2 separate regions of the Homo sapiens genome follow, and region 1 is linked to region 2. The links are chromatin contacts, found by Hi-C or POLR2A ChIA-PET in ENCODE. All regions are on one chromosome and are shown on one strand. The core of a region is the stretch at or near the end of the contact, and the rest is flanking DNA. Distances in the headings are between cores, read along the strand shown.

Region 1 (4,154 bases), core at 1,441-3,940, 1.7 Mb after region 2:
TGGTTTGGGGGAAGCATTAGTTGTCCTGGGACATGGTGCCTCCTTACTAGGATTAAAAGTAGGGCGGTGTTTCTGGGTATGATATCCACACTCTAAAATCAGCAAGGGACCTGGGACCCTGATTTAGGGTCCTCTTAAGTGCAACTAAGGTGGGTGATGGCCTCAGCAAAGTGAGGCACTGGCTCAACATTTACTGGAAGGGCTGCCCTGCATTCTAGTCGGGGGGATAAAGGAGGAAAGGCAGTGCCAACTCTCCAAGAGCACTGAACTAGTTACTATGACTGGTCTTCCTACGGCAGCCTTTATAGGTTTGCTTCTATGTTACGAATTAAAGAAAAAAAAGTTTTAACATCTGCCTCTCTACCACCCAGAACTGACCATTAACACTGAGCCATGGCTGGCTGTGTTGGCTCACGCCTGTAATCCCAACAGTTTGAAAGGCTGAGGCGGGCAGATCACTTGAGGCTAAGAGTTCGAGACCAGCCTGGCTAATATGGTGAAACACCATCACTACTAAACATACAAAAATTAGCCAGGCGCGCACCTGTAATCCCAGCTACTTGGGTGGCTGAGACACAGAATTGCTTGAATCCAGGAAGTGGAGGCTGCAGTGAACGGAGATCGCACCACTGCCCTCCAGCCCGGGCAACAGAGTGAAAAACTCTGTCTCAGAAAAAAAGGAAAAAAAAAAAAACACAAATAAAGGCTGAGCTGTATTTTCTTTAATTTCTTTTTTCTTTTTTTTTTTTTTTTTGAGATGGAGTCTCGCTCTGTTGCCCAGGCTGGAGTGCACTGGCGCGATCTCAGCTCACTGCAAGCTCCACCTCCCAGGTTCAGGCCATTCTCCTGCCTCAGCCTCCTGAGTAGCTGGGACTACAGGCGCCCGCCACCAGGCCCGGCTAATTTTTTTTTTTTTTTTTTTTTGTATTTTTAGTACAGACGGGGTTTCACCGTGTTAGCCAGGATGGTCTCAATCTCCTGACCTCGTGATCCGCCCACCTCAGCTTCCCAAAGTGCTGGGATTACAGGCATGAGCCACTGTGCCCGGCCCTCTTTACTTTCTAAAAACAAAAACAAGAATTTTAATTTTATACAGTTCATTTTTTCTCCATCCCCAAGCTCCTCCAACCCTTTCCACCTCCATCTTAAACTTTTTTTTCTATTTTATTTATTTAAATAGAGATGGGAATCTTGCGATGTTGCCCAGGCTGGTCTCGACCTCCTGGCCTCAAGTGATCCTCCTGCATCAGCCTCTCAAAGTGCTGGGATTACAGGTGTGAGCCACTGCTCCCAGCCACATCATGCATTTTGACACCCAATCACTGTCATGAACTCTATATCCTTCCAGTTCACTGAAGTCTATGTACAGTGTATCTATGTCTATACTGAACCCTATAATATTGTGGTTTTCTTAATGCCCTAAGTGGTATACTGTATATATCACTGAGTAACTTGTTTTTCACTCAGCAGCACATTTAAGATCCATCCAGTGGGTATATGGATCTAGCTAATTCATTTAAGCTGTTACACTAGTCCACTGTACAACAGACCATTTTATTTATGGACTGTCTTACTGGTGGCCACTCTCCCTCCCCGTTAAACTAAGTTTCTTCTATTAATCAATACTCTTGTAGTACATGTCTCCCTGTACTGTGTGAGTTTCTATATATCCAGAAATTGAAGTCTTAGGTCATGGAGTATGTTTATTTCTATTTTTACTAAATAAGGCTGAATTGCTCTCCAAAGTGGCTATATCAATGAACGCTGAGTTGCTGCCTTCCACACCTTTTTCCACACTTGGTACTGCCAGACTTTTTAAATGTTTGCCCATCGGTGACATTTGTTTTTCTGCTCATCTAATGTTAATAACCAAAGAGGGATACCCAGATAGTTTCAACGTTTACAACATCTCTATTTCCCTGCTTAACTCAATCAAATCTCCTCTGAAATGGCATGGTGGACACAGTGTGTCTTATGTGCCCTGACTGACTCCACTGATGGGCAGTTCTTTTTCGTTCATGGCCAAGGGAGATATCAGTTGTTTAAAATTGAAGAAACATGGCCAGGCGCGGTGGCTGATGCCTGTAATCCCAGCACTTTGGGAGGCCAAGACAGGTGGATCACGAGGTCAGCAGACTGAGACCATCCTGGCTAACACAGTGAAACCCCGTCTCTACTAAAAAATACAAAAAAAATCAGCCAGGCGTGGTTGCGGTTGCCTGTAGTCCCAGCTACTCAGGAGGCTGAGGCAGGAGAATGGCATGAACCCGGGAGGCGGAGCTTGCAGTGAGCTGAGATTGCACCACTGCACTCCAGCCTGGGTCATGGTGCGAGACTCCGTCTCAAAAAAATAAAATAAAATAAAATAAAATAAAAAATGAAGAAACATTATCTGCAAGTAAACTGAAGATGTTTGGAAGGGATAGGACTCCCTTCAGAGAATCTTGACTGCAGTATTCAGCCAGCAGCTGTGCTGGTCCACAGTGTGAAATGCTAGGACTGGCAACCTCACTGCCCTTGAATAACTGGTCTTGGCATCTCTCCCACTGCAGCCCCAGCCTGCTTCCAAGACTGCTTGCTGGCATGAGGAAAGAGGCTTAGGGCTCCCCAGGAGCTTTGTCTATGGACAGAAGTGGGGGAGGTGAGTCTCAGAGGCCACCGAAGGTACTGCAGCCGGCTTGTTCCCTCCTACGTGCAGACAAGCACAAACCACTGCAGGGGCGGGGCTTCACCGCACTGCATGGTAGGGGCCCTAAAGCACCCAACTCCTGAGCTGAGCAGTCATACCAAGAGGCAGGAAGGCCCAGCAGATGCTGCACATCACCCTCCACCACTCACCCAGGCTCACCTTCCCCCAACAGCTTCTTTAACAAAGTCCCAAGTATTTAAATTACTCAATTATCCAGTCTGCCCCTTGGTAAAAAAATGCAAGCTCCCCGCAAGTATGGTGGTATCAAAAATGGTCTTCATATATCTGGTTGTTTAGCTCTATTCCCATCTGTATCAGAACTGATGCTTAAAGGGACAACTTAAAATCCTTAAGACCTCATACCAAATAAACCAATCTCACGAAGACCCTTGAAGATGCAATAAAACTCTGCTCACAGGGTCAACGCATTCTTGTGTTATACCAGCTAATTGAGATTTGACTGTGGACTTTTGGAGTGATTCAGAAAGAAGGGTAATGTCAAATGAGTCATTTTCCTCTACTCCGGTCTCAGTCTTAGCTCTTGGCCAAGATAACACATCCTGACTTGCCTTCATAAAAGCTGAAGCAGGCCAGGTGCAGTGGCTCACGCCCGTAATCCCGGCACTTTGGGAGGCCGAGGCCGGTGGATCACCTAAGTCAGGAGTTCAAGACCAGCCTGGCCAACATGGTGAAACCCCATCTCTACTAAAAATACAAAAATATTAGCTGGGCGTGGTGCAAGTGCCTGTAATTCCAGCTACTTCGGGAGGCTGAGGCAGGAGAATTGCTTGAACCCAGGAGGTGGAGGTTGCAGTGAGCCGAGATCACACCATTGCACTCCAGACTGGGCAACAAGAGCAAAACTATCTCAAAAAAAAAAAAAAAAAAAAAAAAAAAAAACAAAAAACTGAAGCAAAATAAACTAAAACCCAAGTAAAGTGAGTTTGTAATGTAAGTGCTGCATTTTCTTCTACCTTCCTGCCCACGGCCGTTTCCTCATTTCTTCCATTGCCTCAATATTAAGAAATAAACAGCTTTAGGAAATAAAATGGTTTTTCCTGTGACCCCACATCAGTGTCACAACATTCAAGGCACAGAAGCAACTCCCATAAAGTGCTAGCTGTTTAGAGTCACCGCCACCAAATTTGCTAAGTCACTGGGGGTACGGTTCTTAAAGAGCTAATGATGCTCTTTGCTAAAATATGAATACAACATTATTTCTAATGCAATGCTTAAAATGAAAGCAGTTGTGCTAGACAGGAGACCAACATCCATACATTTTGGCTCAAGTCAGTAACTGAGAAATGAGTTCAAGAACCTTCTTTAAGTCATCATTAATCAAGTCCCAGGAGAGGCGGCTGTGCCCGCTACAAAAGGGCCAGGAATGAAGCTGCACAGACGGCATTAGCTGGGCACCGGGCTCTGCCAGTCTACACTTAAGCTCTTAAGGCAGTACAGAGAACCA
Region 2 (4,486 bases), core at 1,800-4,299:
CACAAAAACAAACAAGTAAATAAGCTTTACCCATCAATTGAGGTTTGACTTCTCACAGCTGAGAAGGGTCTGTGGCACAAGAGTGAGCCACAGCCCTCTGGGTGGGAATCCCTGCTTGAGCAGATGGCCTAGGGATATAACAAAAGGAGGAGGTGCACCAGGGAGGAGCGGCTGATAAGAAGAGGAAGGAAGAAGCAGCAAGAAGAAAGATCATTGACAAGCCTAACTGGGAGCTTCCACACTGAAATACGCTTTTCCTGGCCAGGGAAAAAACTCTCAGAAGGCAGGGGAGTTTTCAGAATGCAGGCTTTGTTACTGGGCTGACCTGGGTTCCAATCATGTCTCTTCCACTTAGTTCCTTTATGTTGGTCAAGGAATGAATGATCTCTCTAATCAGTAGTCCAGGCCCCATCATTTTCCTGCTTAAATTCTTCCCATGGCTCTGCAGCTCTCAAAGCAAAGCAAAACTGGAAAATGCATGACATGCAGGTTGTCGCTCCAAACTCCCTGTCCCATGGAAGATATCACCCATGGATCAAAGCACTTTTTCCTAAGACCAGATGCAGCCTCAGAATCTTTCTTAACACAGTGCTTCAAGCAGTCACCACTAATCCAACACAGTTGGCTTTTAAGATAAAATGTTTTTGCCATCTTTAGCCTTCCAAATGTCTATAAATGTTGTAATTTAGGTCCCATCTGCTCTCCCCGCCTTAACTCCCAGAGGTCTTCCTCACTTATTTTATCTTCCAGTCACATTGAATTAGCTGTCATTCCCTAATTAAACCAGGTTCTCTTACCCCTCTTTGCCCTTGCTCATGTTGCTCTCTCCATCCCATTCCACTCCCCACCCTGAGCCCAACCTCAGATTCCTGGAGACCCTGCGTAAGTGTCAGCTCAAGGGTTCTCCACGTGCTTATTGCACCCTGTGTGTATTTCTGGTGGGGTGCCACGCTGGATGGCAGCTGTGCACTGCTGTGACAGTGACCCCCAACAACCTGAGGTCTCCTAAGGGCAGAACCATGCCTTTTCATGTTTAGATGCATCCCTCTACCTCTCCCTAGCACTGCTAGGGAGTCCTCCCAGTGAGTCCCAGATAAAGATGAAGAGAGTAAAGAAATGATGAAAATGCCAGGGAGCAGGCAGAGACTACAGGGCCCACACTCCTCCTCTGTCAAGTGAGGGTAAGGACTTCTCTGTCAAGACTGGCATAAAAGAGAGATAACATATGTAAAACACAGTGCCCGGGGCATGGGAGGCACTTCCTAAATATTTGTGGAGGAAATTAAGGCATGAAGGAAGGATTAAATAATGAAAGATGAAGAGAGGAAGAATAAATTGGAGAAGGAGGAAACTAAAGGCAGAAGGAGAGAAGACAAATTCTGAACAAGCACCTATCATGTATCACGCACTGTTCTAGGCCCCAGGTATACTCAGTGGTGAAAAACAACCCCAGATACATTGCTGCACCTAGGAAGCTCACAATCTAAAAGGAAGAAAAACCACCTTCTTAACCCAAGTGTTGGATCTAGGCCCTGCCATCCTTTCCCAAGACTTGAATCTCTTCCCATGACCTTCAGAATCAAGGCCAATCTCCTTAGCTCAGCATTGCAAAGTCAGGGTAGGTAGACTATGCTGCAGTAACAAACAGCCCTCCACATTTCAGTGACTTACACAAGTGTATTTGTCATTCAGACAAACCCACTGCCGTTCCAGTGTGGACTCCAGAGTGCTATCCCCACTGTGTTGACTCAAGATTTTGGGGTGTTTTGTTTCAGTGGCACCTCCATATGTCATATTGCCCATTTCTCTTCTGCTCAAGACAGTGAGGTTGAAACTCCAAGCCTCATTACAGAGCATTTGCTGGGCTATCTCTGAACCATTGCACAGCCTTGCCTCCTGTAGAGAAGAGGTACAACCCAAGTGTCCCACAATGGATAATTAGATAAAGATACCATGATATCTTTATCTATCTATCTATACACACACACACACATACACACACACACACACACACACACACACACAATGGAATTCCATTTAGCCATAAAAAAAAATGGAATCCTGTCATTTGAAGCAATGTGGATGAACCTGGAGGACATTAAGTTAAGTGAAATAAGTCAGGCCCAGAAAGATACATACCACACAATCTCATTCATATGCAGAATCTAAAAAGTTGATCTCGTAGAAGTAGAGAGTAGAATGGTGGTTACTAGAGACTGGAGAGGAGAGGGCGAGGAGGCATGGTGAGAGGTTGGTCAATAGGTACAAAGCTACAATCAGGTAGCAGGAATAAGTTCTGCTGTTCTATTACACAGGAGGGTGACTATGGTTACAATATTATATTGTATATTTTAGAGTAGCTAGAAGAGAGGATTGTGAATGTTCTCACCACTAAGAAATGATAATGTACGCGGTGATAGATGTACCAAATACCCTGACTTGATCATTACAGAATGTATACATGTATAAAAACATCACACTGTACCCCATGAATATGTACAATTATTGTGTCAATTTAAAAATTAAAAATAAATAAGTAAATAAAGGCATGGACAATTAACAAGAAGACACAGCCAACTCACTCCCACCTTGCCCAGCTGGAAAGTGTTGAAAGATCCTGAGATTCTGATGCCATGAGCTCAGCTGCACAGGAGGGCATGGGAGAGAGAGGCGGAAGCAAAGTGTCCGGCAACTTCCCTTTGGGCCTCATCTTCTCCACTGAAAAATGGGTAGATCTGCCTCTGGGAAGGGTCATACAACTCCAAGCAGCTGGAGTCTACCTCCCTGCAGATAGTTCCTACCCAGGGGCAGCTATGAGCCTGGCCTGTGAAGTGGAGAGAGGGAAGAAATTCTTCTTGAGGTTGGACATTCTCAGCCCATGGCCACCATGTGTCAGCTGAAGGGAAGCAAGCCAGGGAGTTCAAATAGAGAAACAGGAAGAAAGCAAACCAACCCATCTCCCTGGTTTCCCCCACGCCGCTGCAATGCACTAGAGGATGAACCAGCTCGTTCTCTTCACTTCTTTTTCTCTTGGTGGTAGCGGTAGGGCCAGAGGGTGAGTAAGCCAGAAGGTTCCCCAGTGTGGTCTCGGTTAAGGTTACTGGATACTTGCTTCAGTCCCATGGGTGATGAGTTCAGTGTCAACTCACACCTACCCCACCCCACCCCTGGAGGCCCTCTCCTGGGTTTTTCTTTCCTCTCCCAAGTTCAAGTCAAAACATGGTCAACCCCCCACACTTCCCTCACCCCTGGCCCGGCCCAACCAGCCCCTAACCAGAGCACAGGGCGCAGTCCATAACCACATCTTGCAACATGATTCACTGCGTCTGTGGAGGGACTGATGCAATTGTGGGTGAGGAGTCATTTCTACTGATGGGGAAACCACAGCAACCTGGCCAGGGGTGGGAGGGCAATCCATGGGGACCTACCCTGAGACAGGCCGCGATCAAGAACCCTCAGCGTCCCCAGAGCAACCCAGCCACACCATGACTGAGGCCAGAGAGCAGAGGCCCAGGACATGCTGTCCTCCTGCGGAGAGGCAGTAGGCTGGGGGCCGGGAGGAAGGCAGGGGTCTTGGCAAGAGAGGGACTGTTCAAAGACAGCAACTCTTCCAGGAACCCCCAGAGTGATCCATCTTTCTCTGTGAGCAACATGGACGTGTGAGGTTCTTGGAGGAGGCCAGGAAACCACAAGCAGGAAAATCGCTTTCTCTGGGTGCTGGGTCCGTGCCTGGACCAAAGATTGAAGCCACATTGCTGCTCACTGCACTACATGGGAAGCACACACACATGCCTGGAGAGCATGTACTCCCACCGCCAGAGCAGGTGCCCAGGAGACACACAGAACTGAATCTGAAATTGCAGGGGCCCAGCAGCCTACATGCTGTGGCCTGGATCAGCTGGGCACACCTGCCTTGGGTGCCTGATCTACTGTTCATTTCCAATGCCCAGCTCAGCCACCTGCCCAGTGGACCCTGCGCTTATCCCTCTGGCTATGTGAGCTCAAGCCAGCAATTTCCCCTCTCTGGACTGCCCTCTCTCTCTTCCGAACCCTAGTGCTCACTTCTGCAACTTAGCAAGGGATTATATGATGCCCCGTGACAACACTTGCTCTTTCCCTGTGTTTCTATCTTATTTCTCCATTTTCATCATAAGCTATTCTAGACAGGGCTGGGCTAGCCTCGAGAAGTTATCCCTGCCCCACCTCTACTCACTGATCTTGACGCATCTCTGCAGAGGAGGTATTTTTACCCTATTCCACTGAAGAAGAAACTTAGGCCCAGGAGGTAATAGAGCCAACAAGGACACTAGTAAGGGGCAGACTTGGAGCTAAGACTCAAATGCGCTTCAAAACCCCTGCCCAGCATTCTCTCCAAACCCCAGCCACCTAACCCAATTCCTTCATGGAGTCTCCTGGTGAAGGGCCAAAGAGATGAGGATCTCTCCAGAAGGTACCAAGCAAGATGTAAATATGAGAGAGAATAACG

Evidence for each region. A loop is a pair of places that touch in the nucleus more often than their neighbours do. ChIA-PET counts read pairs that join two places held with the same protein, here RNA polymerase II (POLR2A). Pooled maps may share reads with other maps.
Region 1: a pooled map shows a loop between it and region 2 (14-fold over the local background). The contact joins two enhancer-like sites. A Hi-C loop is called at or near these places in 2 of 37 single-sample maps with no recorded cell type and 5 of 50 pooled maps. POLR2A ChIA-PET finds 5 or more read pairs at or near these places in 1 of 52 experiments (K562).

Annotation. Positions count from the first base shown.
Region 1 is chr15:72,224,186-72,228,339 of GRCh38, forward strand. All of the region lies in intron 1 of PKM (pyruvate kinase M1/2), which reads right to left. Among named protein-coding and RNA genes, the nearest start is that of PKM, 4.9 kb to the right of the region's middle. RefSeq lists an enhancer at 2,523-2,817. Within about 2 kb of position 2,691, at least 37 of the 41 ENCODE cell types and tissues checked have a DNase peak (open chromatin) inside an H3K27ac peak, as active enhancers do.
Region 2 is chr15:70,483,567-70,488,052 of GRCh38, forward strand. No RefSeq gene overlaps it. Among named protein-coding and RNA genes, the nearest start is that of LINC02205, 20 kb to the right of the region's middle. RefSeq lists an enhancer at 3,171-3,230. Within about 2 kb of position 3,050, at least 8 of the 41 ENCODE cell types and tissues checked have a DNase peak (open chromatin) inside an H3K27ac peak, as active enhancers do.